Regions from separate parts of the Homo sapiens genome. Here region 2 is linked to region 1. The links are chromatin loops, found by intact Hi-C in ENCODE. Cell type or tissue: spleen. All regions are shown on one strand. Each heading gives the region's core, and the rest is flanking DNA. Links, peaks and the distances in the headings are about the cores only. Region 1 overlaps PRKAG2 (protein kinase AMP-activated non-catalytic subunit gamma 2). Region 2 overlaps PRKAG2 (protein kinase AMP-activated non-catalytic subunit gamma 2).

Region 1 (15,991 bases), core at 6,331-11,330:
TTTTGGGCTGATTGAGGAGATTTGGAGTAACATAAAGTGAAGGTGGAAGGGTCTTTGTTCTTCCCCTTAACCTCCTTGAGTAAGGAAGGGCTGCACATTTGAAGTGGCACAGACAAACAGCATAAACTTGCCCTTCCCTCCCTTGCCATGATTTCCAGAGGAGGGACTTGTTCAGATTTGTGTCGTTTTTTTGTTTTGTTTTGTTTTTTAAATTTTGGAAGAGACCAGCGTTTTGCCATGTTGGCCAGGCTGGTCTTGAACTCCTGACCTCAGGTGATCCACCCACCTCAGCCTCCCAAAGATTCCCAAAGTAATCCCAAATCCAAAGGGATTACAAGTGTGAGCCACTGTGCCAAGCCCAGACTTGTGTTTTATGTATTTGTTTGTTTTTAGAGATAGATTCTCCCTCTGTCACTCATGCTGGAGTGTGATCATAGCTCACTGCAGCCTCAAACTCCTGGGCTCAAGCTATCCTGAGTAGCCTCCTAAGTAGCTGGGATTACCAGCACACACCACCATGCCCGACTAATTTTTTTTCTGTTGTTGAAGAGATAGGTTCTCCCTGTGTTGCCCAGGCTGGTCTTGAACTTCTGGGCTCAAGCCATCCTCCTTCCTTGGCCTCCCAAAGTGCTGGGAGCCACCACGCCCAGCAACAGACTTGCATTTTATGGAATGATTACTCTAGTAACAGGCTAGAGGCTGGAATTTATGCGGAAAAGACTAAACCAGAAAACCAGTAAAGTGCTGCAGTAGCCCAGTGAGAGGTGACAAAAGGCTGAATTACAGCCACAGGAGTGGAGATTCAGAGGAAGGAATTCATTATAAAAGTGCAGCCTGGATATGTGGCGTGTGGGAAGAGGACTCTAGGGGGACTCTCCAGTTTCTGGCATGAAAGGAAGGATGACAGTGTCATTAAATTAGAAAAACACTGGACGGAGAAGTAGAGCTGGGATGAAACCTCAGTTCCATCTGGGGCACATTTTCTTTCATTCCTTTGGGACATCAAATAGAAATGGCACGGACGTGGATTTAGAAGTCTGATGTGGAGAAGCAGAGGTTAGGAAAATGATTCTCTTTGTCCATTTTATTTCCCATGCCTTAAGTCAACCAAATCAAGACTCTGAACACTTTCTACCTATGTAACAGCCGGTGCGGGGAAGAAAGCAAATGTCGTTTAATTCTAATAAGGGATACTTCTTTACCAATAGAGTTGTGTGAAAATGCATTTGGGGGGCTGAACATTAAATGGTGGAAAAATTACTGTACCTATTTATGCATCCTAGACAGGCTTGTCTTGATTTGCATTTAGATGAGAATTCCTTCAGCTCAGAACCGGGACTGTCCCCTAATTCATAAGCACTTAGAAAAGCATTAACTTTAGCTGGCGAGGTATCCTTGGTACAACTGTGACACAAAACCTAATACCAGTGTTCCCTTAATGACTCAGGAGAAAGTAGCCATTGAAATGGTGGAAAAGTTTAGAACAAGCTTCCTTTGCCATCTCTTTGAGAAGGAACGCATACCCTGTTAATCAATGACCGCCCAGCCTCTCTCACCGTGCTTGAGTAAACCTGTTTCGAAGGGTTGTGTATTTTTTCCACTCTTTTGGAGGCTTCGTGCAGGACTCTAAAGCATTATTATTCTAAGTCCTGAGTAAGAATGTCAGCTGCTCATCGTAGCGTGATTACAGACAGAGGTATATTTTATTTTTTTAAAAAATGGAAATTGAAACAGGTGGTTCAATGAAAAGCTTTCTAAGGAACTACACAGATGAAATTCTAATACGATTTCTACAGCTCTGCCCGTGATTTCCTCTTCATGTGCTGAATCAAAAGCCCTTTGGGAGGCCAAGGTGGGGGGTTGGATCATATGAGGTCAGGAGTTCAAGACCAGCCTGACCAATATGGTGAAATCCCGTCTCTACCAAAAACATAAAAATTAGCCGGGTGCGGTGGCTTGTGCCTGTAGTCCCAGCTATTCAGGAGGCTGAGGCAGGAGAATTGCTTGAGGCGGAAGTTGCAGTGAGCCAAGATTGCACCACTGCACTCCAGCCTGGGTGACAGAGCAAGACTCCGTCTCAGAAAAACAAAAACAAAAACAAAAAAAGACAGTGAAAGGCCCATGGCTAGTTCTTTCACGAATTGGTCAGGCTATTCAATTATGGTGGTTCGGTCTGATTAAGCCATTACTTACTTTGCATTTGATTTTTCAAAACACATACATCTGGAGAAGTATTTGGTTCTCTCTTTTAAAAACAACATTCCTGTAAGATGAAGAAGTTCTGGAGATTGGTTACACCACAGTGTGAGCATGCTTAATGCTACTGACTGTCTACTGAAAAATGGTTAAGATGGCAAACTATGCTATGTGTATTACACCACAACTCAAACCTTTTAAAAATGACATTCCTCTGATTATAAAAGGAAAAACATAAAAAAGAAAATTAAAACTTCCTGGAATCCCGCCTCTTTGAGACAAATGGATAAATTCCGGTGTCACATTTTCGTCTAACTTTTGTTGTTCCTTTATACACAAATACAGAAATGGACAGATAACAGATGTAGACCCTGCTAGAGACTGTTCAGCAACTTAGCTTTTCACTTAATAGTATAATCAGGTCCCTGTCTTCAATTTACATGGTTTCATTGTTGGAGGAATGTCATCTTTTCAAGTCTTATTTTCATAAAATCTAGTAGACACACAGTATAAGTATTGCTTTATACAATTCAAATTATAAAGCAAACTACTGGTTCTAATATAGTAAACAACGAATGTTACATATAGCCTGGAGAGCATTTATTATATACCAAAAGCCATTGGATAGAGGTTGTATTGCTATTTGGATACAAATCGTGCAATTTCAGTAGAATGGCTCACTATGAATCAGATTCTTTTAAGAAACTAAGTATACAGTACTTTAGTACCAGGGAGACCATAAACGTTTCTGAGTCATTTGCCTGCTCAAGACTCAGCTACGGGTTTGAGAAGCTGGGAGATTGAAAGAAAGGAGATTTTCCTTCTTAAGATCTGTCCACGTTCCTGGACTTGAATCTGCCCTTTCACTTTTATTATGTCTAACAATTAAAGATTGATTTGGGGAATCTCTGAATACCAGTCTATGTGTTCACTACTCAGATCTAATAATACTAGCATTGGGATGTGGTATTAATATGGTTTATTCTTTTCCGGAATGTAGGAATGAATTGTGGAAATAACTTTTTTTGGAGACAGGGTCTCACTCTGTCACCCAGGCTGGAGTACAGTGGCATGATCATAGCTCACTGTAACCTCGAACTCCCAGCCTCAAGCAGTCCTCCCACCTCGGCCTCCCGAGTAGCTGGGACTACAGGCATGCACTACCACGCCTGGCAGAGAAATAATTTCGCATGAGCCGTGAGTGATGTGTTCAGACACAGCTAGTGGGAAAATATATACTTAATCCATTCCGAATTTTTTCTAGCGGAGCCTCCAAGAGGCTATCTATAGCCCTCCATGCTGAAATAATCAAAGACATTATCTTCAAACTAAAGCCTTTGTCTTAGCTTAAGAATGTGTGATCCTTTCTGTTCCCAAGACACACGTCTATAGATGGGGCTGTGTTTACACTCTGCCTGCCTACTTATTCAATCTTACAAATGGGCAATTAAAGGAAAATTCTGTTTCCCACCAGGCATTAACTGTATATTGCATTTAGTCTACACATTAGTTTCACACGCATCTGTCTGCCCGGTCACCATGTGTGAACCCCTGTGTTAAGATATCTGCGTGGTGTGAGAAGAAAAGCCTCAAGGTCAACACAAATACTGATCCATGCCTTTTTATAAGGTGGTAAAGCAAATACAAAGGGCTTTTAGAACCAGTAGACTCAGTGCATCGTCAGCATTTACCCTGTTAACCTGACTTAAATGGGAGTGGTGGACATGCCATGGACTCCCCTGAACAAAGCAAAGTCAATTTTCTATTTTTCTGAGAAACAGAAGCAGGAGGCAAAAAGAGCAGTAGAGCAGGAATCTATGGCCTGGATAAAACAAACACAAATTTTTTTTAAGTCTATGCAAAACAAAATCATAAAGACCCAGCTTTTTAAATAAACCGCCTAGATCCAATGTCAGAAGATGGAATTGTATTTACAAATATATTTTGTTGAGTGGCTTGGGTGCATAGAAAAAGGTCAAATTTTATTTCTGTTCAAACAGCACTGTAGCAAGTTACTATGAATCATGGTTGATTGCTCAGGCACCAGATCCCCTCACTTCTCAAGAAAGTCAGCAAAATCTTCCTGCAGCTCAACACAGTACCAGCAATACTGTACCCATCCATTATATTGCATTCCCTTCCCCTCCAATCTTACTGAATCACATTCTGACTTGACTCAGCAGATCATTGTCATCAGTAATTAGGAAATTCTTTGCCTCTTTTCCATCTTAGTCCTTTAATACAAATGGGCACCAGTCAAATAATAGAAACTGGCTTTTCGTTTGTCTACACCAGAAATAACCTGATAGAACGCTTATAATGTGTTCTGCTAGATGCTTAGTGATAGAGCTGCAGATTAGTTTAAAATCATCTTATAACATGTTCTTCATTAATGTGCTTGGGATAAGCCTATTTTTGTACTGTTTCGGCGTGTGTTCGCACCCCAATACTGAATTAGATCAGGCACATTTGGTGGCAAATAATTTTTGAAAATGTTATTTTCAGTCTTAAAATAATTTTCAATGGATTTGGCAAATGCATAAAACAACTCTTACTTTGTAGGTGCTCTGGGATCTGTGAAATACTTTTTTTTTTTTTTTTTTTGCGACAATCTTGCTCTGTCACCCAGGCTGGAGTGCAATGGCGTGATCTTGGCTTACTGCAACCTTTGCCTCCCAGGTTCAAGCGATTCTTCTGCCTCAGCCTCCTGAGTAGCTGGGATTACGGGCACGCGCCACCACGCCTGGCTAATTTTGTATTTTTAGTAGAGACGGGGTTTCACCATGTTGGTCAGGCTGTTCTCAAACTCCTGACCTCATGATCCGCCCGCCTCAGCCTCCCAAAGTGCTGGGATTACATGCATGAGCCACTGCACCCAGCCCTATTATTCTTATTTATTTATTTATTTATTTATTTATTTATTTATTTATGAGACGGACTCTTGCTCTGTCACCAGGCTGGAGTACAGTGGCGCAATCTCGGCTCACTGCAATCTCCGCCTCCCGGGTTCACGCCATTCTCCTGCCTCAGCCTCCTGAGTAGGTGGGACTACATGCGTGCGCCACCATGCCCAGCTAATTTTTGTATTTTTAGTAGAGATGGGGTTTCACTGTGTTAGCCAGGCTGGTCTCAAACTCCTGACCTCAAGTGATCCACCCGCCTTGGCCTCCCAAAGTGCTGGGATTACAGGCATGAGCCACTGCACCTGCCCTCCATCATTCTTTAAACACAATATTGTTTATGTGTCTTACTTTACAAATAAAAACAAGCATTTGACACATTTGACTTCTCAAAGTAGATGGAGCTGCTTTTTTGTCTCATCCTCACAGCCCAAAGCAGTTAGTCTCTTCTGCCTGGTGTCTAGACTATGAAGGTAGGGGCTTGGATTCAAACCCACTTGTTGATGCCTGTTATGGGCCAGCCACACACAAGTTCAGTTCATTCTCACAACAGTCCTGCAAAGAAGATATTATTATCTCTATTTTGCAAGTTAAGAACCAAGGTTTAGAAAAATAAAATCTACTGGAGATTGTATGACTAGTAAATGATTGAGATAGGATTCAAATTGAGACCTACCTTTGGAATCCATGTTCTTTTCATTTTACCAAATGGCACTCCCCACTCCCAAACCAACAACAGCATTTATTGCCACCTAGCCTGAGCCAAGACCTATACCAGGCACACAGTGGACATTGGCACGAGGCTTAGAGACTGACACACAGAACAGTCCAGCAGTGAGTCAGTGGCATAGCTGGGACTCAGAGCCAGAACTACCGAGAGAGGAAAGGTGCAAGCTTTGAGCCCAACCTATGTCTTCTTCCATAGGCGATGTTTGCTGTCTTCATTTTATATACACTATGGTCACACAATTTGACTTTGAGAATATTCTTCAAAATCTTAATTAAAATCAGTTAACAGCTGATGAATAACCACCCCCCCTTTTTTTTTTTGAGATGGAGTCTCACTGTGTCGCCCAGGCTGGAGTGCAGTGGCACAATCTCAGCTCATTGCAACCTCCGCCTCCCAGGTTCAAGCCATCCTCCTGTCTCAGCCTCCCCAGTAACTGGGATTCCAGGCGCCTGCCACCATGCCCAGCTAATTTTTGTATTTTTAGTAGAGATGGGGTTTCACCATGTTGGCCAGGCTGGTCTCGAACTCCTGACCTCAAGTGATCCACCTGCTTCGGCCTCCCAAAGTGCTGGAATTACAGGCGTGAGCCACCGAGCCTGGCCTAAATATGCTTTTGAGGTTTTACCTTTGCACTTTTGAATTCCACGATGTTACTTGAATCAAACTACTGATCCAATACAATCAAGTTACCTTTCATTCTTAAATCAGGAAACAACAACATCAAAAGAGAAAACACATTTTTTATTTATTTACACATGCTACCTAAGACATTGGCATCCCTCTACCTGCATCCTAATAAATGGATTCAATCCTTCAAAGGTTTATGTTTAGCTAAATATATTGTTGGATTAAGATATTTGCATATGGAATAAATCCTGGGGTTTGTTGTTGTTATTGTTTTGAGATGCAGTCTTGCTCTGTTGCCCAGGCTTGAGGGCAATGGCGCAGTCTTGGCTCACTGTAACCTCCACCTCCTGGATTCAAGCGATTCTTCTGCCTCAGCCTCCCGAGTAGCTGGGATTACAGGTGCACACCACCATGTGCAGCTAATGTTTGTATTATTAGTAGAGATGGGGTTTCACCATGTTGGCCAGGCTCATCTTGAACTCCTGACCTCAGGTGATTCGCCCAACCTCAACCTCCCAAATTGCTGGGATCACAGGCATAAGCCACCATGCCCGGCCAAATTCTGGGTTTTCTTATTGTCGTGAAACGTAGTTTGTATTGTCATCCTTTTAAAATTGTTGGTTATTTCCAGTTTTTCGTGACTCATTCATTAGATAACAAATTTATAGTTATCAATGGCTATGATAAATGAATATGTACTTATAATTTTTAAAACTTAACTACAATAAAGCACAATATAGTGCTACTCAGGTTTCAGGTTTAAAAAAATTAGACTGAGTTTTTGTTTACTGATAAAAATTCCAGGGTTTCAAACAGCTGTATTGCTGTTAATGAAATTTACAAATTAAGTTTGCCTGTTTGACTTTTACCATGTCACAGAGAAATAACTAAATGAATTTTCACCAGATTTGGGTAGTATGTTTGAGATGGCCTGACTCAAAGTGTAGGCTATGTGGGGTGTGATAATAATTTACTGAGCTCTTACTAAGTGCTGGCACTCTTATAAGTGCTGTCTGTGTAATTAACTCACATATTCCTTACCGCTCTATGAGGTAGGTGCTGCTACGATCCCATTTTACAGATGAGGAAACTGAGGCACGAGCAGCTTCATGGATGTTTCACAGCACACAGGGCCCTGTGTTTAGATGAGTCCCATCCTTGATTTGATGCTCTATTGTCATAGTCTGGAAATTCCCAATTTTTGAACAAGGGACCTCTCATTTTCTTTTTGCTCTGGATCTGGCAAATTATGTAGCCAGTCCTGGAGCAATTTAATAAATTGCTCAAGCCAGGGTTAAGCCCAGGTAGTATGTCCAGAATCCATACTCCTTACCATTGCTAAACTACCCTTGGAAACTGAGTTTTAGTCCTAGAGAGGCTGCCAAGCCACCAAGCAGCTGTGGGCTTCTTGCCCAGGGTGCTACTTCACACACAGGTGATTCTGCATGGGCTGTGTTAGGGTCCAGCAGCAGAGAGATTAAGGAGGGCTCACGATTCTTAGGAGCGATCAGCTCATATCTAATAGGCTATTTTGAAGAGGAAAATGGAAAAAGCAATGCCGCACAGAGTACTTTTGGGCCAAATACCTTTGAATGGCAGTGTAGGGCTGTCCAGAGATGGCGTACCCTTTCATTTCTCTGATGTGGTGTCCTTCAAGAATACAAAACTATTGCTGTTTCTTTCTGAAAGAATACCCAAGAAATAACAAGTAAAAAAATAAAAATATAATGACTTGTTCACATATTTCCCGAGTAATACTTGTCATTTGAGTCCCTCTCCTCAGGTTAAATTTGGGAATATTTCATTTTCAAGAGTGAATTCAACAACAACGTATCCCAGCCGGGCATGGTGGCTCATGTCTGTAATCCCAGCACTTTGAGAGGCCAAGGTGGGTGGATTACTTGAGGCCAGGATTTCGAGACCAGCCTGGCCAACATGGCAAAACCCCGTTGCTACTAAAAATACAAAAATTAGCCAGGCGTGGTGGCACATGCCTGTAGCCCCAGCTACTTGGGAAGCTGGGGCATGAGAACAGCTCGAATCCAGGAGATGGAGGTTGCAGCAAGCCAAGATCACACCACTGCACCCCAGCCTGGGCCATAGAGCGAGACTCTGTCTCAAAAAAGAAAAACCCAGCATATCCTGAGCTACTTTGACATTTCTCCTCCTCCTCTACTTTGTCTCCCTTTACTGTCTCTGGCACTTTCTCCAATATCAGACTGAGCATAGTAAAAGCACAGGAGAAAAATGACAAAAAGGAAGGTGAACTATAGTACACTATATGGTTTGGCTCAGGTATCAGTAGTATTTGCATAGTCGTAATAAGTTGAAACCTTGAATATTGACATAGCAAAAGAATTCATAACTATATGGACAGTGGGAGGAAGGGTTTGGGGGCAAGGTGCATTTGTGAGAGGTAGTCTTGATAGGCATAGAGAAAAAATAGAAATGACTAACATCAGTGAGCCATATGAGTTAAGGAGGGGAAGCTAGCAATGCTGTGATTGTGTCTGGGGTGCAAGAAGACTGCAGCACAGAAGGCGGGCCAGGGGATGGCTTGCTGCAAGCCTCGTCCTCATCCTTCACCATGGGACATCCTGTAGACACGTTTCTTTGAAGACAAAGTTAAATGGAAGAAAGGCTTTCCTGGTTGGCATATCTATGATCAGCCAATGAACACTGTATGACTATTTCAAAAGGATGGGTTTGTCTGTCCAAAAACAGATAAAGAAAACCCCAGCATCTATAAAACACAAAGAAATTATCCTCATTTTGAAAACACCATGATTTAAAACATCTAAAATAATTATGATAATTTTTAAACAAGTAAAATTATATTGCATATAAGGGTATTTATCAACTTAAGTAGGGTTCAGTCTCTTTTGAGGAATAGAAATTTGACAGATTTCTGTCATTATGAGTATATGAAAGGATTGGGCTTATCTGCAGCGAGACGTGTACCAAGTCTGTAAGATTTTTGTTCGTTTTGAGATGGAGTCTCGCTCTGTCACTCAGGCTAGAGTGCAGTGACACAATCTCAGCTCACTGCAACCTCCAGCTCCAGGGTTCAAGTGATTCTCCTGCCTCAGCCTCCCAAGTAGCTGGGATTACAGGCATCCGTCACCATGCTTGGCTAATTTTTGTATTTCTAGTAGAGACTTGGTTTCACCATGCTGGCCAGGCTGATCTCAAACCCCTAACCTCAGGTGATCGGCCCGCCTCAGACTCACAAAGTGCTGGAATTAGAGGCATGAGCCACTGCACCCAGCCCCAAGTCTGTAACATGTTAAAAAAGAATTTTCAACCCATTCCTGTTTGCTTCTCTGTTGCATTTCCAACCCATGATTTGGATTCTAGTAGCCTGAGGTTATCCAGGTTGTCGTATCGGTGGGTGAGAATAACTAAATTATGTACATTTTGTTAATTATCCAGTACTCATAAGGACAAATTTTTTCCTGTTTTCGATCTAAAGGGGACTGAAGCTATATTAATCAGCACTAGAATAGTCTAAAACCCCTTGCACTTTAAAATATGTATGTGGTATTTAGGCAAAAAGCTAACGTATTTTTTTTTAACAAGCAAATTTAATGATAATTTTTTCACACTGAAAACACTACTAATGATGTGGTTGAGATAAAGGGAACAGGACCTCTTGGTTTATAGAAGGTAGTAGAAATTTGGATTATAGCTGTACTAGGCTCTGCTATGATGATTAAAGTTTTTTCTGTTGATACCTCACACAATTCTAGGGCATTAAGTTCAGAGAAAAGGAGGAAAGGGATATTTCCTTTAACTTTCATTAGCGCCTGAGTTATTTCTGAGCTTGAGGTCTTGCTGTACGGCAGTTCAGTAGTTATCAAATCAGTTGGTCTCAGGACCCCTGTGTACTCATAATTATTGAGACCCAAACAAGCCGGGTGTGGTGGCTTCCATCTGTAATCCTGACACTCTGGGAGGCTGAGGCGGGCAGATCGCTTGAGCCCAGGAGTTCAAGCCCAGCCTGGACAACGTGGTGAAACCCCATCACTACAGAAAAATTAGCCAGGTGTGGTGGCTCACATCTGTAGTCCCAGCCACTCATGAGAAGGACCACTTGAGCCTGGGGGTGAAGAGGTTGCAGTGAGCCCGATCATGCCATTGTACTCTAGCCTGGGTGACCCCATCTCAAAAAGAAAAAAGAGACCCAATGGGCTTTTTTGGATATTGGGTTCCATCTACTAATATTTACCATATTGTGTGCCTGCTTTGACAGCACATATACTAAAACTGGGATGATACAGAGAAGATTAGCAAAACAAGAAAAGAAAAAAGAAAAAGAATTTACCATATTATAAATTAAAACTTTTTAAATATTAATTTATCTGAAAAGATCAGTAATAAACTCATTACATATTAGCATAAATCCATCTTTGTGAAAAAGAACTCCTTTTACATTGCTGCAAAGCTTTTTCATGTCTGGGTTAGAAGAATTCGGTGGAATTCTCAGATCTGCTTCAGCACCCGGTCTGTTGCCATATGTTGTTTTGGTTGAAGCACATGAAGAAAATCGAGCCTCAGACAGATAGGCGGTTGGAAAAAAAGAGAGGAGTGTATTGGTTTACCTCTTCAGATAATTGTGGATAGCCTTCTTGACAAGTGGTGGGGTTTTTTAAATATTTAACTGCTAAATAAAAATCGTATATAATTATGGGGTACACTGTGATGCTGTGATATGTGTATACAATACAGAATGATTAAACCGAGCTAATTAACGTATCTGTCACCTCACATACCTATCATTTCTTTGTGAGAACACTTAAAATCTACACTTAGCAGTCTTTATTATTAACTGTAGTCACAGTGCTGTGCGATACATCAGAACTTATTTCTCCCATGAAACTGAAACTTTGTACACTTTGGCCAGCCTCCTGCCTTTCCCCATCCAACCCCAGCCCCAGTCTCTGGAACCTCCATTCTACTCGCTGCCTTTATGAGTTTCACTGTTTATAATCTACAAGTGAGCTCATGCAGTACTTGTCTTTCCGTGCTTGGCTTATTTCACTTAGCCTGATGTCATCTGTGACAACATGGATGAACCCAGAGGACAAGTGGTAGTTTCTTGAAGGTTAGCCGCAGTGTGTAATCTGACACCATATCATTGAACTTTTCGGAGCCTACTTACCTAGAGTCTATTATGTTAGAATCTGTCCATCTATCTTGCATTTTTGGTTTTTTGTTTGTTTTTAGGTGGAGTCTCGCCCTGTTGCCTAGGCTGGAGTGCAGTGGCGCAATCTCAGCTCACTGCAACCTCCACCTCCCGGGTTCAAGAGATTCTCCTACCTCAGCCTCTCGAACAGCTGGGATTACAGGCACTCGCCACCAAGCCCAGCTAATTTTTGTATTTTTAGTAGAGACGGGGTTTCACTATGTTGGCCAGGATGGTCTCGAACTGCTGACCTCAAGTGATCTGCCCACCTTGGCCTCCCAAAGTGCTGGGATTACAGGCATGAGCCACCGTGCCCAGCCCTATCTTGTATTTCGAATGGATCTTTCACCCATGCATGATTTTATAATACCATGCATTAGTCATCTGGAAAATATTGGCTCACTGACTAATGCAGATCTTCCAAATAGGAACACATTTTGTTACACAATAACTAAAAAGCATTTCTTAATAACACCACTAATCTCCCCAGAGAAATCTCTAAGTATGGGGAAATTGTCAAGCTCATCGTGGCAGACACAAGGTTTCCAAAATTCTAATTTTTGCTTGAAAACTCAAACTTTATCATTGACAACAAATATGTCAGTTGTTTTCCTTGCAGTGACAGGCTCAGTTTATTCATTTTGAAAAAAAACTGTCTACCAAATACCCAGGTCCAAATAACTACAATTTTTCAGGGTTTTAAAAGCAGCTCAATTGCACATGTTTTCCTCAAGAACATCATCATAATTTGCAACGGAAAAGTTATATGTGCACCTCTCATTTCATCACACAGAATATTAAAAAGACACATACTCAAGAGCTGAGATTTGACAAAATGAATAAATGTATGGCATTATCAAAGACCTTCTTAAGTGACACTGGCCTTCTCCCCTGGAGTAGGAGGTTGTCACAGTTTGCCACTGCCTTGTTGATGTGAATTAAGGCACCAGAATTTGCCACGGTGCTGACATTGATGGGGAAAAGCAATGGTGGGTAAAAAGCAAATGACGCCTTAGTGTTGGCACAAAAAGTTTCCACCTGTAGACTCCCTGAAAAGGTTTCATGGACCCTCAGGAGTCCTCTGGCCAGTTTTCAAACTGCTAGTATAGCGTGTCAGCATATGTCACTGTTGTCAAGCATTACTGTCATCCACAGATCTTTAGGAACACAGCGACAGGAACTGCTGAGTTTGGTAGGATTTAGGACCATAACCCCTTCCCCTGCTCTGGTTCCAATCTTAACATGCAAACCATTCCCTAGAGGTAAAGTTTGCGTAATTGCCCACTTCTCAGCAGAAAAATCATTAACCATTACCATTTTTCTTCTAAATTTTTTTTTTTTTTGAGACTGGGTTTCGCTATCACCCAGGCCCACTTCTCAGCAGGAAAATAGTCAACCATTACCATTTTTCTCTTAAACTTTTTTGTTGAGACAGGCTCTCTCACTCTGTCACTCAGGCTGGAGTGCAGTGATGTGATCACAGCTCACTGCAGCCTCCACCTCCCAGGCAATCCTCCCGCCTCAGGCTCCTGAGTAGCTGGGACTATAGGCGCGTGCCACCGTGTCCGGCTAATTTTCTTTTTAATTTTTGCTGTTTAAAAAGAAAATAGAAATACCAAGTAGTCATTACGCTTTGCAACACATACAGGGGTGTGTGTCGGGGAGGTGAGGGGGACATTTCCTCCAGATATGTAGAATTAGATACCTGCATATCCCTTTAAAAAGCACTGTATGAGTCCATTCTCTCATTGCTATAAATACCTGAGACTGGGTAATTTATAAAGGAAAGAGGTTTAATTGGCTCACAGTTCTGCAGGCTGTACAGGAAGCATGATGCTGGTATCCGCTCGGCTTCTCTGGAGGCTTCAGTAAAATTATAATCATGGCAGAAGGTGAAGGGGCCGCACATACCTCACGTGGCGGGAGCAGGAGCAAGAAGGAGGGGAGGCACTGCATGCTTTTGAACAACCAGCTCTCATGAAAATTCACTGACTATCACGAGGACAGCACTGAGGGGATTGTGCTAAACCATTCATGAGAAACCGCCCCCATGATCCAATCACCTCCTACCAGCCCCACATCCAACACTGGAGATTACAATTGGGCATGAGATTTGGGTGGGGACACAGATCCAAACCATATCAAGCACAACCAACATGACAAAAGTTGGTACACACTAATTTTTCACCATATTACTTGCAACTTAAAAATGCAGTCTTGGCCAGGCACGGTGGTTCACACCTGTAATCCCAGCACTTTGGGAGGCCAAGGTGAGAGGATCACTTGAGATCAGGAGTTCAAGACCAGCCTGGACAACATGGTGAAACTCCATCTCTGCTAAACATACACAACTTAGCCAGGTGTGGTGGTAGGTGCCTGCAATCCCAGCTACTCAGGAGGCTGAGGCAGGAGAATCGTTTGAACCTGGGAGGTGGAGGTTGCAGTGAGCCAAGATCACACCACTGCACTCCAACCTCGGCAACAGAATGAGACTCCGTCTCAAATAAAATAAAATAAAATAAAATAAAATAATCATTCCTTCCCTCAGGTCTAACTTAGTACAGACACTGGCTACTTGCTCTTCGGGTGAAGGGAAATTTGAGCACATTTAGTGACAAGAACATTCCTTTAACTCATATCCCATATGAATGACTACGTCTTTCGGTCAAGAGGCATCCGAAGATGTACACTCTATTTCTTTATTATGTAGTCTCTGATCATAAAAAGGAAAAAAAAAAAATCCTGGTCCTCTCTCACATACCTGATTTTTCCCCTTTCTTTCTGTTTTTTAAAGAGACGGGGGTCTCACTATGTTGCCTTGGGTTAAAACTCCTGGGTTCCAGCCATCCTCCTGCCTCACCCTCCCACGTAGCTGGGACTACAGACATGGACCACTGCACCCAGCCCTCTATTACATTTCATTTTAAAGTAAACTATTATTTTACAGTACTTGACTCATAATTGATTTCATGACCCATGAGTGGGTCACAGTTTACAGTTTTAAAAACACTGGTTTAGATTTTCATTCCCTAAAGCCTGGTTTCTCAGCTTCCAATTATAGCAAATGCCTTTGTGTTGCAGCTACTAGGGCTGCTTGTTAAATCGATGTCTCTTCCCTTTCACCCTTTGAGAAGACACCGGCCCCTCCTAGCAATGTCTCCGTGCTTTTCCCGGGTGCCCCAGCCCTTCATGCTGACTCCGCTTGTTCTCACACACCAGTTTTCCCAAAGCAGGGGGCATGAGGACCACGGTGGGATGCAAGATGCTTTCAGGCGGTACAAGGATGAACGTTTTCATAGCGACATTTTTGTATATCATGGAAAAATATATCTGAAACAGCAAAACCTATGATTTCATGGAATTGTTGCCTAAGGGAAGACTTGGGGGTTTAAGTCAATTTAAATAACTGTGTAGGTTGTATGGGGATATGATAGAATGACACCTGTCCAAAGTTTGGGAGGCATAGCTGATGAATCAAAAATCTCTGTCATTCTTCCTCAGCATGATCCACACCACCCACCCCTCCTCTCCGCCAAATGACACTGGAAGCTACTCTAGTTACACACCAAAGGTACTTTTTTGGACAGCCTTGTAATAGCTGAAGTTTAACAGATTGATTGCAGCATTCCCCCTTTATTACCTCACACAGGCCCATTCAATCCCTGTTCCCTGACATTCCCAATCTCTTTCCTATTTACTTCCTAATCCACAAAGTCGAAACTGTTCTTATCTCTGCAGTACCTCTGACCTGCTCGCTTAATTTTTACATTCATTGTAAAGACGTCTTCAATGTCCCCGCTGACTCCAGGCTCTCCTGCAGCCAACCCTCTCTACTGTATGCAGATATTAGGATTTTTTTATATTGCCAAAAACGATTTGAGATTATCTACATTCACTTCTTACATGCAATCCTAAGAAATCCAATTCCATTCCTTTCACTCCCAGTGGTCTCCAATCTTTCTTTCACTTCTCTACAAGAATGTTCTACTCTCAGATAAAGACCATCAGCACATCCTGACCTTCAGGCTCTTCCTCTGCCACAGCCGCCACCCGAATGTCCACCTTTCCTTGCTCCCTTCAAAATCTGCCTCTGCACATCTCTGTAGGAAGCCTTCCTCTCAAAGGTTTCCTTAGCATTTGTGCCCACAATGCAGTCGCTATAGCTTTTTATTATTTAAATTACTTTGTAATTTTTTACAGTGTGACATATGCAGAAATCTGATTTCCCCAATTATAACTGTCACCTAATTAGAATATAACCTTCTGAGGGCCGGGCCTGTATCTCATTGAATACCCAAATGTTACCTAGGCTGTTTCTGGCTGCAAAGCAGCAGAGAATTCCAACTCAAACTG
Region 2 (15,991 bases), core at 5,802-10,801, 64 kb after region 1:
ATTGTACTTTTTTCCTTTTTTTAAGTTTTATTTTTGGTTGACACATAATTGTACATATTTATGGGATACAGTTTGATGTTTTAGTACATGTATATATTGTGTACTGATAAAATCAGGATAATTAGTATATCTGTCACCTAAAACACGTATCATTTCTTTATGGCAGGAACATTCAAAATCCTCCCTTCTAGCTATTTTGAACTATACAATACGTTATTGTTAACTATAGTCACCCCACTGTGCAATAGAACACCAGAATGCATTCCTCCTGTCTGACTGTAACTGACCAACCTCTCCTCATACCCCCACCCCATTCCCTCCCCAGCCTCTGGTAACCACTCTCTACTTTCTACTCCTGTGAGATCAGCTTGTTTAGATTCCACAGATGAATGGGATGGTATTTGTCTTTCCACGCCTGGCTTATTTCATGTAACACAGTGTCCTCTAGGTTCATCCTGTGCTCACAGATGTCAGGATTTCATTCTTTTTTATGGTTGAATAGTACTCCATTGTTTATAGGTACCACGTTTCTTTATCCATTCATCTTTTGGCGACACTTAGGTGGATTCCATGTCTTGGCTGTTGTGAATAGTGCTGCACTCAACATGGCAGTGCACATGTGTCATGAACACTCTGATTTCATTTCCTTTGGGTATATACCCGGTAGTGGGATTGCTGGATCATAGGGTAATTCTATTTTTAATTTTTTGAGGAACCTCTGTACTGTTTTCTATAATGGCTCTACTAATTTATATTTCATTCCCACCAATAGTTCAATAAAAGAGCGGGGGGGGGGGCTCCCTTTTGTCCACATCCTCAGCAACACTCATCTTTTGTTTTGTTTTGTTTTGTTTATAATAGCCATTCTAACTGGAGTGAGGTGATATCTCATTGTGGTTTTGATTTGCATTTCTCCAGTGACTAGCGATGGTGGACATTTTTTCATATACCTGTTGGCCATTTGTATGTCTTCTTTGAGAAATGTGTATTCAGTTCTTTTGCCCATTTTTTAATCAGATTATTTGGGGTTTTTTTCCTGCTGTTGAGTTGTTTGAGTTCCTAATCTGTTTTGGATATTAACCCTTTATCAGATGTATAGTTTGCAAATATTTTCTCTCATTCTGTAGGTTGTCTCTTCACTCTGTTGATTATTTCCTTTGCAGGATAGAAGCTTTTTAGTTTGATATAATCCCATTTGTCCATTTTTGCTTTTGTTCCATGTGCTTTTGAGGCTTTATCCATAAAATATTTGCCCAGACCAAAGTCATGAAGCATTTCCCCTATGTTTTCTTCTAGTAGTTTCGTAGTTTGGGTCGTAGATTTTCAGTCTCTAATCTATTTTCCATTGATTTTTGTATCTGATGAGAGATAGGAGTCCAGCTTCATTTTTCTGCATGTGGATATCTAGGTTTTCCAGCACCATTTATGGAAGAGACCACCCTTTGCCCGGTGTGTATTCTTGGAACCTTTGTCAAAAATCATTTGGCTGTAATGTGTGGATTTATTTCTGGGCTTTCTAATTCTCTTTGTCTGTGTGTCTGTTTTTATGCCAGCTTCATGCTGTTTTGGTTATTATAGCTTTGTAGTACATTTTGAAGTCAGGTAGTGTGATATCTTCAGCTTTGTTCTTTTTGCTCAAAATTCTTTTGGCTATTTGGGGTCCTTTGTGGTTCTATACAAATGTTAGGATTTTTTTTTTCTTGTCCTGCGAAGAATTGGTATTTTGATAGGCATTGCATTGAATCTGTAGATCACAGTGGATAGTGTGGTCATTTTAACAATATTCTTCCAATCCATGAACACAAGATATCTTCCCTTTTATTTGTATCTTCTTCAATTCTTCCTCTTTTTTTTTATTTTTATTTATTTTTTTGACAGTCTCACTTTGTAACCAAAGCTGGAGTGCAGTGCCGCAATCTCAGCCCACTACAACCTCCGCCTCCCAGGTTCAAGCAATTCTCGTGCCTCAGCCTCCTGAGAAGCTGGGATTACAGGCCTGTGCCACCATGCCCAGCTAATTTTTGTATTTTTAGTAGAGACGGGGTTTCTCCATATTGGCCAGGCTGGTCTCAAACTCCTGACCTCAGGTGATCTGCCTGCCTCAGCCTCCCAAAGTGCTAGGATTACAGGCGCGTGCTACCACACCTGGTCTGCTTCAATTCTTTCATCAGTGTTTTATAGTTTTCACTCTAGAGGTCTTTCACCTCCTGAGTTAAATTAATTCCTGAGTATTTTGTTTTTTTGTAGCTATTGTAAATGGGATTCTTTTATTATTTCTATTTCGGATAGTTGTCTATTAGTGTATAGAAATGCTACTGATTTTTTATGTTGAGTTTATATCTTGTAACTTTACTGAATTTATTAGTTTTGACAGTTTCTTGATGGAGTCATTAGGGTTTTCCATATATAAGATTATGTCATCTGCAAACAGGGACAATTTAACTTCCTTGTTTCCATATTTGGATGCCTTTTATTTCTTTGTCTTGCCTGACTGCTCTGACAAGGACTTCCAGTACTACCTTGAACAGAGTAGCAACAGCAGGCATTCTTGTCTTGTTCCTGGTCTTTTTTTTCCCCTTTATTTTTATTTTTATTTTATTTTATTAGTTTTGTAGAAACTGGGTCTTGCTATGCCACCCAGGCTGGTCTCGAACTCCTGGGCTCAAGTGACCCTTCCACCTCAGCCTCCCAGAGTTCTGGGATTACAGGTGTGAGCCAATGCACCTGGCCTTGTTCCAGATCTTGAAGGGAAAGCTTCCAACTTTTCCCCATTCGATTAGCTTTGTCTTTGTTTTATTAACCCTGATTTAATTCTATGACCCTGCTAAACTCATTCTTTTTAGATCTAGGAACTTTTTCTAGATTCTTTGGTATTTCCTATGTAGAAAATCATACAGTGTGCACATAAAGACAGTTTTGCTTTTTCCTTTTCAACATGTATGCCTTTCATTTTTTTCTCTTGCCTTATTTCACCATCTGGGACCTCCAATATAGTGTTCATAGAATTAGTGAGAGTGAGCATCCTTGCCTGGCCCTTGATCATACTGGGAAAACATTTCGTATTTTACCATTAAGTCTGTTAGTGATAGGTTTACGTATATGCTCTTCATCCGATTGAGGGAATTCTTTATTATTACTGATGTTTTGCCTTTTTTTCTTTTAGCAGTAGAAGACTCAGAAAGTGGTGTTTACATGCGATTCATGAGGTCACACAAGTGTTATGACATCGTTCCAACCAGTTCAAAGCTTGTTGTCTTTGATACTACATTACAAGTAAGTGTACTCCATTTTCATGAATTTTTTGGTATTTTTTGGATGGCTACTACTTTATACAGTAATTTAAAACCAGCAATGCCAGCAAACGTTTATTGAGTCCTTTGCACTATCGGGCACTGTGCTGAGGTTTTATCTGAATTCTCAACATCTTGGCAACCTTATAAGAAATGTGCTATTACTGTCTTCTTCCTAAAGACAGGGAAGCTCAAATTATAGAGTTTAAGAACTTAAGTCAGAAAGCTTTGGCCAGGTGCAGTGGCTCACGTCTGTAATCCCAGCACTTTGGGAGGCCGAGGCTGGCAGATTACCTGAGGTTGGGAGTTGGAGACCAGCCTGGCCAACGTGATGAAACACCATCTGTACTAAAAATACAAAATTAACCGGGTGTGGTGGTGCATGCCTGTAGTCCCAGCTACTCAGGACCCTGAGACAGGAGAGTCGCTTGAACCCAGGAGGCAGAGGTTGCAGTGAGCCGAGCTTGTGCCACTGCACTCCAGCTTGGCAACAGAGTGAGACTCCATCTCAAAAAAAAAAGAAAAAGAAAGCTTAGTCCACAAGTTGTTGTGGAATTTAAGGACCTAATCCACAGAGCTAGTACAAGATGGGGTTTTGAACACAGGCCTGTCTAATGTGTGTTAGAACCTAAGCTGTTCATTATTAAACTGTATGGCCTCGCTCAGTATATCCTCATGGTCTTTCTTAGTTATTTAGTAGAACATATGATAAATTTGAAATAATATTGGTAAAAAAGAAGAAAATCACAAAAATGGGCAATCTTTTGAAAGAAGAACCTTACCGATCTCTTTTCCCAGAAAATTTGAATCTTAACATTTTGGTATTAAAATTATGCGTATTGCAACTTACTTTATATCAATGTAACTTATAATCACATACAAAAAGTCCTAAATAATATACTCAATACCGTGATCAAACTACATTCAGTGTAATCAAATGGGTGTCTACACACATATCTGTGCGTATACATTTAGTGTATTGTTTCTACATAAATATTTTCCAAGTAGGATTGTCCTCAGTCGAGTTCCTCAGAAGTAAATGCTAAACCAAGAATTCATGGGTTTATGAAGGATGCACTCCCAGGAGGAAGCATGAAGGGATCAGAGGAAGAGCAGGGCAGGGGAAGACACCCAGCAAGGGCCCTGGAAGGGCTGCCTCAGCCTGAGCCTTCGGGAGCACCAGCTGAAAGGTGCCCTGGAGTGTATCCACCCCCTCCCATAGCCCTGCCTTAGATGATCCTTCCAGGCTCTTCCTGCTCCACCAGGCCCTTTAGACCTCCCCAGGGACCCCCAGGTGTGGCCTGCTTCTGTTCCCATGCCCCACACCTGCCGTGCGTCCTCAGAGGGCTCCCCGGGCTCTTGGAGCCCCTTACCTGTATTCTGTGCCTGCCACCCAGGACTTACAGGATGACCAAAAATGACTTTGCTTTTGTTTAATTTCATTTTCCAATTGTTTCTTGTTAACGTATGGAAATACAATTGATTTTTGCAAATTGGCTTTATGTTCTTTGCTGAGTTCACTTTGGACCAGGTAACCTTCAGAGTCACTTTTAAAACCCTAAGATTCTTGATTATTTGACACAAAGAAGGAAGCATCCAAATACAATCTTATAGTAGGGAAAACAGTAGGCAGTTGTTTTAAGAGATGCGGTCTCGAGAACTGTGACTACATGTTTCAATAACAAAATAATGAGAAGTTCTGAATTCCCAAAATAAAGGAACTACTGGCTCAACCTATTTCAGCCTCACGCCCATCCCCCAGAAGGTTTACTTTTTAAAATACCAGATTTTCTGACCACCGGCATTTCTACCAACTTAAAAATAAGCGACAGTAGGCCGGGCACAGTGGCTCAAACCTGTAATTCCAGCGCTTTGGGAGGCCAAGGCGGGCAGATCACTTGAGGTTAGGAGTTCAAGACCACCCTGGCCAACATGGTGAAACCCCGTCTCTGTTAAGAATACAAAAATTAAAATTAGCCGAGTGTGGTAGAAGTCACCTGTAGTCCCAGCTACTCGGGAGGCTGAGGCGGGAGGGTCGCTTCAACCCAGGAGGCGGAGGCTGCAGTGAGCCGAGATTGTGCCACTGCACTCCAGCCTGGATGACAGAGCAAGACTCCAACAAAGCAAGACTCTCAAAAAATAATAATAACAAGTAACAGCTGATTTGACTTTTACCCAGCTTTCCATGTATTACTCATTTTGGCTAAACCCTAGAGAAAGTCAAGTGAGTAATACATGAAAAATGCAATGCCTTATGGATGTCCAAGGTGACTGATCCAGTAAATATCACTTCCGTAATTAAGAGGAGCTGTGAGCATCATCTCCGGGAAGCCGTTTATCCTGTGAGCCTCTAAGTTGAGAGGAGCTGAGATGCATTACCATGGAAATAGGGGGAGAGAGTTGTTTGGCATTGGTTAAGTCAAGGTAAAAAGATGTATTTGAAAAGGGGTGATTTGAGTATTTTCTAGACACAGGCTGCAGTAATAGCCATTGACACACCCTCAAGAGCTAAGAAAGCAAACAAAATAGCCGCGTACCCAAAACAACCTAAGAGACCAGTTAAATAAATCCTCGCATAGGCATATAATAGAATACTGCATAATGGAGAAAATGTTTGTCAAGAGTATATTCATTGATTCATTGATTAGGAAAAGAAAAAGTAAGCTGCAGAACAGTACTCAAAATGACCACGTTACTCTGAGGATACGACGTCATCAGAGCCGTAACTGCTCTAGGGACCAAGGCGAGCCACTTGCAGGGAAGCTGAAAGAGTGTGCGCAGACAGGAGTAGAACAGAGCCAATGAGAGGAGAGCAGAATGCGAGGGTGTGCCACCAGAATGAGGGGGAAGAGCAGTCTCGGGCTTGGCTTTTCTGCTTCCATCTTCGGTCTCTTGAGAGGCCGACTGGACTCCCTGCAGTTGGGTTCCATGAGATTCCCCTCGGTTTAATACTGGAATCACCCTGGGGATCCATGTAGATATGTCCTGGCCATCTCAGTCCTGATAAAGTGGAAATCAAATGTCCAACTGGGAGGTCTGCCTGCTGGGGGATGTAATCCCCACTGTCCTCAAGAGCCACACTGTGCAGTGCCAGCAGGGGCCAGCCCAGCAGGAGAAGCACCTGTAAACCAAGCCCAGCTTTTTCTCCATCAGTCAGTGGCTCATAAGGAGCTCCCCCGAGTCTGGGTGTGGATCGAGGTAGGGGAGGCACCGGTGTCAGAGCAGCTGCATCATGTACCCATGCAGTGTCCATGTACTTCACAGGCCTGGGCGAGCCCCGTCTCGGCCTGGCGAGAGAGGGTCGCTGTGCATGCTCAGCATTCGGCTTGGGGGGCCTAGTAGTTCCCTGTTCGTGATGGGGAGCTCAGGTTGCATGGTCTCCGCATCTCGTGGCTAGCTTGTTTGGTCTCTATAAGGGCCTGGTGCAGTCGGCCAGGAACTGTTTCCCAGCGGGAGAGTCATTATCTGCAGGAGAAGGCATGGTTGTTTTGGGGTTAATCTTCCCTCAAAACCCTCAATGTCTGCTCTGTAAATTTCCTTTTGGTGGAGGCTTCCTACAGCACCCCTAATATCAACCTTGCTGGGTCCTAAGGCCACACAGAAGAGCAGCCTGGACTTGCCACATGCCTGATCGTGCCCTGGGCCTCTCTGAAAACAGCTTTTAGTGTCACTCAGTACCGGTGTCAGAGTAGCACGTACACATGTGGTGCATGTTGCCTCCAAAACACCTGCCTGGTGGTTGCAGTGGCAGGTGGAGTGTGGAGTGACAACTTGAAGCTCCCATTGGAGGGGTGTCTCCAGTGTTTCAGGCCGTTCTGGGGTGTGAGACCCCCGGTTCTGCGGGGTCTGTCCCTCATGCTCTGCCCGGCACATATCTCACAGAGGCACCTAGAGCTCTGCTACTTCCTGCCTGTCTAGTCCAGCCCACACCGCTATCAGCGCATGGGCCAGTGTGGCAGTGTGCAGTGTGAAGATGGCCAGCTTCTCTGCAGACCATAATAAGGTAGAGAGCGGGGGTGCCGCAGCCTTGAGACACACGGGTGAAAGTATCCTGTTGCCAGGTAAAGCAGACTCCGTCTAGGGGTCCTTGTAGATTGGTATAGAGAAAAGGAGTATGTGTCCAGGCAGGGGCTGTGGGTCCCCCAAGATACTACATTGGGAACAGCTGCTGCAGTGACAAGTTCACTTTTCCTATTGAAGGGGCCCCTCACCTGTACATTCCTCAGGGGCTCCAGGAGGGAGTGTCCTCTGGGTATGGAATGTGCAGGTGGCACATGACAAATCCGTGCCAATGCCCCTGTCTCCCGAAGCCTGTGGATTCCTCCTGTATAGTTCACTGTGCCACAGAAGCCTGGCATCTCAGCCTCATTAAACACGGACTCAGCAGTGCCCTGCACTTCAGGCAGTCAACCAAGTGAGCGGTTAGAGCCACTGCCGGCTGCGTGCACAAAATGTTAATGAACAATTTCTCATAAGACCACTCATAGCAATCAGTCCCACCAAACTAGTGTTAAATTTCTCGTCTTTGTCCTAACGTTACTAGCACCTATTCCCATACATACTTCTTCGGTTTCTGCAGCTGTGAAATGGCAAGATCTCACAGTTTGTTTTGCATATAAGTGGTTTCCTCCCCTGCAGCATGCGGAAACCTGTCCCCAGTTACAGGTCAAGGGGTGGCAAGGGTGGGAGGGTGAGAGGCCCACGCTAGGCGTCTGCCCTAGGAAAGCCTGTCACTGGGCTTTCGAGTAAAGAAAGGTGATTCTCAGACACTGGGGAGCCAGCTGTTCCCACTGCCATGGGAGGCTCGGAGGAACTCCCGAATCTGGAATCTCAGCTTCATCTGAGTCCAGTCAGATGTCCCTCTGTCCGGTGCCAGGGTCCCACTCCTTCCAGATCCATGCCCAGCTTTCCCATCAAACCTGGTGATGCCACCAATTCCGCCTGTGCATCCACACCCCGCAGAGTTATGCTTTGTGTTTGATTTTGGAAACAGCCCTGTAGCTACAAGAAATAGACTCTCTGGGGACTGCCATAGAGGCTTGTTGGGTTCTCTGTCTGTGGGTGCAGGTCCCAGACCTGGGCTTGAGGTTTTCTCAGAGGCCCCAGCGCACTCACAGAATGCTGTCATACTGAGTCCTTTGGTCCTGGCTTCTGCCTCAGTGGCCAGTGCAGTGGCCATGTGGGCCCTGGCACACAAATGTCATCACAGGCACAGATGATGGCTTTTTTAGTCACAATGCCATGGCCTGCCCTGGATTACAGGAATCTGATTTCCCACTGACAAAGAGCTCAACACTGTGTTAAACCCATGGATGGGAAACCAATTCCAAGTCCTCTGTTCCTGGGAACCAGTCTTGGCAGTTTCTTTTTTCTTCTTCTTCTTCTTTTTTTTAAAGACAGGGTCTCATTCTGTCACCCAGGCTGAAGTGCAGTGGTACGATCTTGGCTCACTGCAACCTCTGCCTCCCAGGTTCAAGCAATTCTTGTGCCTCACCCACCTGAGTAGCTGGGATTACAGGCACCCACTACCACACCTGGCTAATTTTTTGTATTTTTAGTAGAGATGGGGTTTCACTTTGTTGGCCAGGCTGGCCTGAAACTCCTGGCCTCTTGACCTGCCCGCCTCAGCCTCCCAAAGTGCTGGGACTACAGGTGTGAGCCACCGTGCCCGGCCGTGGTGCCAGTTTCTTGATCAGTCAAGGTTCAGTCAGGAGACAGAAGCCACACCAGTTATTTGAACAGAAAAAGAACATAAGCAAATGTTAACTGGATCTAAATTAACTGGTAACTGAAAGGACAAATAAAGACCTCTAAGGCAGTGTTCTCAAAGTCTGATTCCCAGACTAGCAGCTTCAGCATCAGCTGGAACTTTTAAAAACGCAGCTCATCAGACCCAATCTGAGACCCGAATCCAAAACGGGGGGATGAGGCTCAGTGACCCATGTTTCACCATGATGCTGTGTGAGTCTGGTGTACTCCACAGTGTCGTGGAGGAGAGGGGGTCCTGGCGCGTGCCTTCTAGCTGGTGCTTATGTCTCTGGGTGGGAGTTGGGGCTTGAGGAAGCTCATTTTGCACAAAATGGGAAAACAACAAACTGTATTCAGCCGCTGCTACAGGAGGTGCCTCGGTGCCCAGGTAAGGCAGTGCCTGGGTGGAGCTCACGGGAGCTGCAGGCAGACAGGAGCCCTGCTAGCCGCTGACGGGAGGAGCAAGCCCTTCTTCCTGCTCTGGCTTTGAGTCCCTCCCTAGACTCCTGTATTGTCAGAACCTGAAATAGAGCCAGTTGGCAACACCGAAACAGGGTCTGCAAAGTCCCAGCATCACCAAGCCAAGTTAGAGGGATGGGCATGGAGCAGAGAGACAGTAACTTCATGACTGGCACAGTAGAGAGGGGGGACATCCCCTTCCCTTCCAGATAAGCCCAGGAATTCAGAGAAAGATAGGTATCAGTTAGTGTATTAGCCTGTTTTCATGCTGCCAATAAAGACATACCTGAGACTGGGTAATTTATAAAGGAAAAGAGATTTAATGGACTCACAGTTCCACGTGACTGGGGAGGCCTCACAATCATGGTGGAAGGCAAGGAGAAGCAAGTCATGTCTTATATGGATGGCGGCAAGCAGAGAGAGCTTGTGCAGGGGAACTCCTCTTTATAAAACCATCAGATCGCTGGGTGCGGTGTCTCACGCCTGTAATCCCAGCACTTTGGGAGGCCGAGGCAGGTGGATCACTTGAGGCCTGGATTTTGAGACCAGCCTGGCCAACATGGCGAAACCGTCCTCCTAAAATTACGAAAATTAGCTGGGCTTGGTGTTGGGTACCTGTGGTCCCAGCTATTTGGGAGGCTGAAGCAGGAGAATCGCTTGAACACAGAAGGCAGAGGTTACAGTGAGCCAAGATTGCACCACTTGCACACCAGCCTGGGCGACAGAGCAAGAATCTGTCTTAAAAAAAAAAAAAATCAGATCTTGTGAGACTTATTCACTATCATGAGAACAGCATGGGAAAGACTCCCCCCCATGATTCAGTTACCTCCCACTGGGTCCCTCCCATGACACGTGGGAATTATGGGAGCTTCAATTCAAGATGAGATTTGGGTGGGGACACAGCCAAACCACATCAGTTAGTGATTCCAAAAGATGACACCTCGAGAATTATGAGAGGCCCAAAAATAAATAAAACTTCATAATGGAATCCTCACACCCTAGGATTGGTGGGGGGAAGCATTAGGAATGATCCAGGCTTTTCCTCACAGTGGCAATGTAACTTCTTTTAGCAATACTCTACAAATGATAGCTTTTTTTTTTAACAAGTGTTTTATAAGAGTTTTAGATGTACAGAAACATGGCAAAGCTAGTGCAGAGAATTTACATATACCCCACACCCAGTTGAATTTTGACATCTTGCGTTAGTGTGGTCTATATTTGTCCCAGTTAATGAACCAATATTGATACATGGTTATTTGCTAAAGTCCATGCTTTCTTCAGATTTCCTTAGTTTTTGCATAATGCCGTTTTCTGTTGGAGGATCCCATCTAGGTTACCCCATCACGTCTCGTCATCATGCCTCCTTAGGTGGGACAGCTTCTCAGACAGGTACTCCCTGTGTTTGACACCTTGACGGTTTTGAGGAGTGTTGGTCAGGTATTTTCCAGAATGCCCTCTACTGAGATTTGCATGATGATTTATCATGATTAGACTGGGCATGTGGCTTTGGAGGAGAAAGACCAGAGAGAGGTAAAGTGCCCTTTTCATCATACCGTCTCCAGGGTGCTTACTGCCTGTGTGACTTACCACTCTCCATTACCTGGCTGAGGTGTGCCAGGTTTTTCCACCATGAGATGATTCTTCTTCCTCCTTTCCATGCCATAGTCCCAAGAAGGAAGTCACCACGTACAGCCCACACTTAGCCATGGGGAGTGACGCTTCACCTCCGTGAGGGCTGAGCAGCTACGTGAGTTAGTTGGGATTTTTCTGCAAGGGAGATTTGTCCCTTCTCCATCTGTTTGTTTATTCAGTCATCTATTTCAGTATGGATTTATGGATATTTATTTTTGGGTTATAATCCAGAACAACTTCATTTTGTTCTTTACATTATTCCAGGCAATGTGATTTTGAATAATGCCAACAAAAAAACAAGCAAGTATCCAAATAAGTGGCTGTTTGCCAAGCACTATTTTTTCTTTTGAGGCAGAGTCTCGCTCTGTCGCCCAGGCTGGAGTTCAGTGGCGCAATCTCGGCTCACTTGAAGCGATTCTCCCACCTCAGCCTCCCGAGAAGCTAGGATTACAGGCGGGCAACAACACGCCTAGCTAACTTTTGTATTTTTAGTAAAGGCTTGGTTTCACCGTGTTGGCCAGTCTGGTCTCGAACTCCTGACCTCAAGTGATCCACCCACCTTGAAGAATGAGTAGAGAATACAGAATGCAGAGCACATGATCAAAAGTAAAGTAAAAGGAAAGCTTGAATAGGAGGGAGCTGCCCAGGACAATCCTAGTTTAGTGTTAAAATTAAGAGGCACAAAGGGAAGGGGCGCTTGATTATTTTAAAAGCAGGAAGGAAAGAGAAGCCCCGGTCCTATTGTTCCAGGCTGATGCTGCTGATGTCAATAAAGAGAAAACAGAACTGCTCAGCTCAAACTGTACTTTGTTCATTATCAAGGAAAATGATCTTCAAAGTGGAAGAGGTAAAGTAATAGTGATTCGAGGAAACTAAAGCCCACAATAGTTGCGGAGAGCACCTGTCAGCATGAACCACATCTCATTTCTGATCCAGATGAATCACATTCTAGCATTAAAGGGAACTTACAAAGGAGATTCCTAACCTGTTCGTGATATTGGAGGAGTTGCGGAGAAGAGGTCTGATTTCGGAGGCCAGAGATAAAAGGAAAGAGCAGATAGATTTCTCAAAAAGCAGAGGCTGGGGAATGTAGTATCAATCCCAGCTGAGATTTATGAATGAATGGAATCGGTCATGAATTGACCAAAAAAAAAATTTACAGGAGATTCACCTGCCTTTCTTTTGTGGCTGTTGCGTAGACGGCCGTGCCATGACAGGCACGTCTGGATTCCAGCTAGAGTAGGCTGGCAGAGCCTGGCACGAGGTCCCAGAGGATGAGATGCAGAGCTGCAGCTTGGCAGCCAAGCAGATCAATTAATATTTAAATCTCAGTCAACACCTGGAGCAAGGTTTCTAATTGTGTTGGATGCCTCTCGTGGGCCATTTCCAAATCCATTCACATCAACTCATAGTCCAGCACTCCTCACTCTGTGCAGGGGCAGTGGGACGGCCCTCAGCCCAGGACCATCCCATGTACCCCAGCTTCCTCCGCCAGGGGAGGATAGAAGCTAGCAGCTACATGCAGTCCTAGGAAGATCCCACTGGCATCAGCATCAGTGGGCTCTGCGGCGGCAGCTCAGGAACGCGTCCTGCGCTGACTCACCCGCCCACCCGTCTCCTTCCTCCCTTCCTGTACTTCTGCTCCCTGGCATCACATTCCCAAATACACTCTGCCTTCTGGGGAGCCCCAGCTGAGAAACTGGGGGTACGCCAGAGCATTCTTGTGCCCCACGCTCTTCAGCTTTGGAACAATGACTTGAATATTGATTTCATTGATGGCATCATCTAATTTACAGATGACTTGAAACCAGGTGGGATAGCTGATAATAATCGAAACGCAGAAAGATTCCTCAGTAGGCAAAATTTATACATAGGATCACTTGATATGGCATCAAGGACAGAAGAGATGAGAGCATGTGAATATTCTAAAAAGATGAAAACGGGCTGAGAACAGGGAGGGAGAATGGCAAGCCCTGCCACACATGGGCTCGTGCTCGGGAATGTGCTGGAGCAGAGCAGACTAGTGGCTGAGAGTTTTTCAAAGCACATATTAACAATTTCTGTCAAGTGGTACCAAAAAAACTGACAATAAAGACATAGTCTCTTGCTCCTGTGCCTTACTCTTGTCATATTCCACAGAAACAACCTGTTGAGCCGTTGAACCAAACACACTGAGTCCATAAAACCTCCCAAGAAAAGATGCGTGGGAATGTATTACTTGAAATTTTATATATCACTTACGTTCAACCTGTAGACTGCTATGTCTAGAATTCTATAACAGAAATCATTTTTATTAAGAATTGTGAAGGTACTAATATCATTCCATTTCTTCTAGCTACCAGTGCTGATCGAGAGAAATTTGATGCTTTTTTAAAATCCCCAGCCTTTATATATGATTTTATTTTTCCCCTCTGAAGCTTTTGTGGCTCTCGCTTTCTACCTGGTACCCTAAAATTCCATCATCATGTGTCTTGTGGTCAGTTCATGGTGCCGGGCAGGTGACGTCCCGCTAGAACCTGACACTCCTAGTATCCAGTTCTCTGGTCCTTGCGTTGTTTCTTTTTTAGAATTTTTATTTATTTATTTATTTTAGAGATAGGGTTTCACTGTGTTACCCAGGCTGGAGTATGGTAGTGCAGTCACAGCCCACTGCAGCCCCCAGTTCCTGGGCTCAAGCGATCCTCCTGCCACAGCCTTCCAAGTAGCTGAGACTACAGGCGTGCACCACCACATTCAGTTAATTATTTTATTTTTTGTAGAGGCAGGGTTTTGCTATGTTGCCCAGCTGGGTCTTGAACCCCGAGGCTCAAGCGATCCTCAGCGCTGCGGCCTCCCGAAGCCACTGTGCCTAGCCTTCCTTGCATTCTTTCCTCAATCATTTTCTTCCCAGTGCTTGCTTTTCTCCGGAACTTCAGTGAGCAGCTCTGAGACCCCCGAGTTGATCTTTAATATTCTTTTCCCATTGTTTTTTCAATTTTTCTTTTCATTCCACTTTTTGGAAGATTTTTTTTTTCCTAACCCTTCTAGTGAGATCTGTGTAAAACTGGGACTTGTGTGACTTCAGCGTTCAAGGCCCTGTCAGATGGCTGCCCATTCATTCATAATTAAGAGTGACTGCTAACAGTTGGCATGGACATACCAAGTTCACAGGTGGGCTTCTTGCTTGGTGGGCTTCACTGAAGAGCAGTAAGCCAGCCATCTTTTTCATTGGAGGCCCCATGTTCCTATGTCTGTTTTATTTCTGGAGCAGTGCATTTCCTCCAGAAAACAGTCCTTCCATGGCAATGGTGGGCAACTGTTCTTCTGAAGTCGAAGGAGTACTGGGGCTTGGAGGGGCATGGAAGATGAGTTCAGGGAGGAGGGAGTCATGCAGCTGGCAAGGGAGGCCTGGGCCTGGACGGAGAAGAGTCTCGACGACCGTATTTCAGAAGCTGGACCCTTCTTGACGCAGTAGATATCAGCGTTAATTTTAAAAGCTTCACAGTCAACTTAATTACTGAAAATCAGAGTGAAGCTGTGTAGAAAGCAGTGAGGCATCAGAGGAACCAGCTTCCCATTCTGGGGAACACAGATGTTCTCCTTGGTATAGACTGCCAGAGTCTCTTAGAGCAGCTCGGGCCTGCTCACTATTCTAAAAACTTACCTATGAACATTTTATTTCCCATCTTTTCTTATCTAATTATCACATTTGCTTTGAAATGTGTTGAAAATCCTATTAAAATGTAAACTTTAAAATTAATCATAGTTTGAGCAAATTGCGTATCAGTTAAAAGGAAAGAAATTTTCAAAGGTACTCAAGATCCCTGAGCGGTTTCTTCCTGCAAATTAGAACTAGATTGTGTTAGTCCTCTTTGTATCCTGTTTATTGGTTAATTGGAACACCCTGTGCCGTCTATAATTATGGAGAATTTTCCAAGTATGATTTTAAATTGCTTTATAAACAGCTCCATGCACGTGTTCTTAAGAAAGCCAAGTTTTAGAAGGCCTCGTTATTGCAAAGAAGGTCGGCAAAACCACAGAAGCGTCAGGCCCCTCCCGAGCTCACCCAGGACACTGCTCTTTAATGCATTGTACGAGTATCATGTCCGTTTGGAATATTATATGAGATCTCTGAAGGATGGAATTGAGACTTCCTCAGTGACCTGCGGACAGGTCAACAGTGTATGTGGATGAAATTAAAAGAATAAATCTTTCATCCCAGCACTTTGGGAGGCTGAAGCAGGAGGATCACTTGAGGCCTAGAGTTTGAGACCAGCCCGGGCAACATGGCAAAACCCCATCTCTACAAAAAGATTTAAAAATTAGCTGAGCATGGTGGCATATGCCTGTGATCCCAGCTACTCAGGAGGCTGAGGCATAAGGATCACTTGAGCCTACGAGGTTGAGGCTGCAGTGAGCCGTGATCATACCACTATACTTGAGCCTGGGCAACAGAGTAAGACCCTGTCTCCAAAGTGAAAAAAAGAAGAAATTTCTGTTGGCTTCTGGTTTGGTCAGTATAGACTGGAAATTTTAAGCATTTGTTCTTCTTGGCTGTTAGTGCTGAGCACCATACTGAACATCTTCAAATACTAGCCTATTCAATCCACACCCTACACCTGTGAGGAAATATCCATTAGCCCCATTTTATAACAGCATGTTGAGGCTCACAGAGGGTTAAGTGACTGAGCAGCCACCACACAGCTGGCACGGGCCAAGGAGCCCGCGAGAAAGCCTTGGTGCTTGAGGCCATCAGAAAAACGAAGTGAGCTGCTGTGCTTATGATTTCAGTTTGAGAAATGAAGCAGTGTCCCTGTTCTGTAGAGATACACATTTTATGTGGAAAACGAGAAGTTGAAGTCCAGTAGGTGTAGCACCTTAGC

The links. A loop is a pair of places that touch in the nucleus more often than their neighbours do. Peaks named below come from ENCODE experiments on the same cell type or tissue, not always from the same donor. Only the 100,000 strongest peaks of a DNase experiment are listed, where the experiment ranks them.
Region 2: it touches region 1 in a loop (6-fold over the local background); 1 of 110 quality-filtered maps calls a loop at or near these places.

Annotation. Positions count from the first base shown.
Region 1 is chr7:151,647,292-151,663,282 of GRCh38, reverse strand. The region is part of intron 4 of PRKAG2 (protein kinase AMP-activated non-catalytic subunit gamma 2); the gene reads left to right. Among named protein-coding and RNA genes, the nearest start is that of RHEB, 140 kb to the right of the region's middle. In spleen, for the core only: no CTCF peak of the experiment used is centred there; no DNase peak of the experiment used is centred there.
Region 2 is chr7:151,582,627-151,598,617 of GRCh38, reverse strand. PRKAG2 (protein kinase AMP-activated non-catalytic subunit gamma 2) reads left to right here. Exons shown (of 16, transcript NM_016203.4): 6 at 3,164-3,273. Among named protein-coding and RNA genes, the nearest start is that of RHEB, 71 kb to the right of the region's middle. RefSeq lists an enhancer at 6,023-6,523. In spleen, for the core only: no CTCF peak of the experiment used is centred there; DNase peaks (open chromatin) are centred at 7,137 and 7,997; H3K27ac peaks cover 1,274 bases.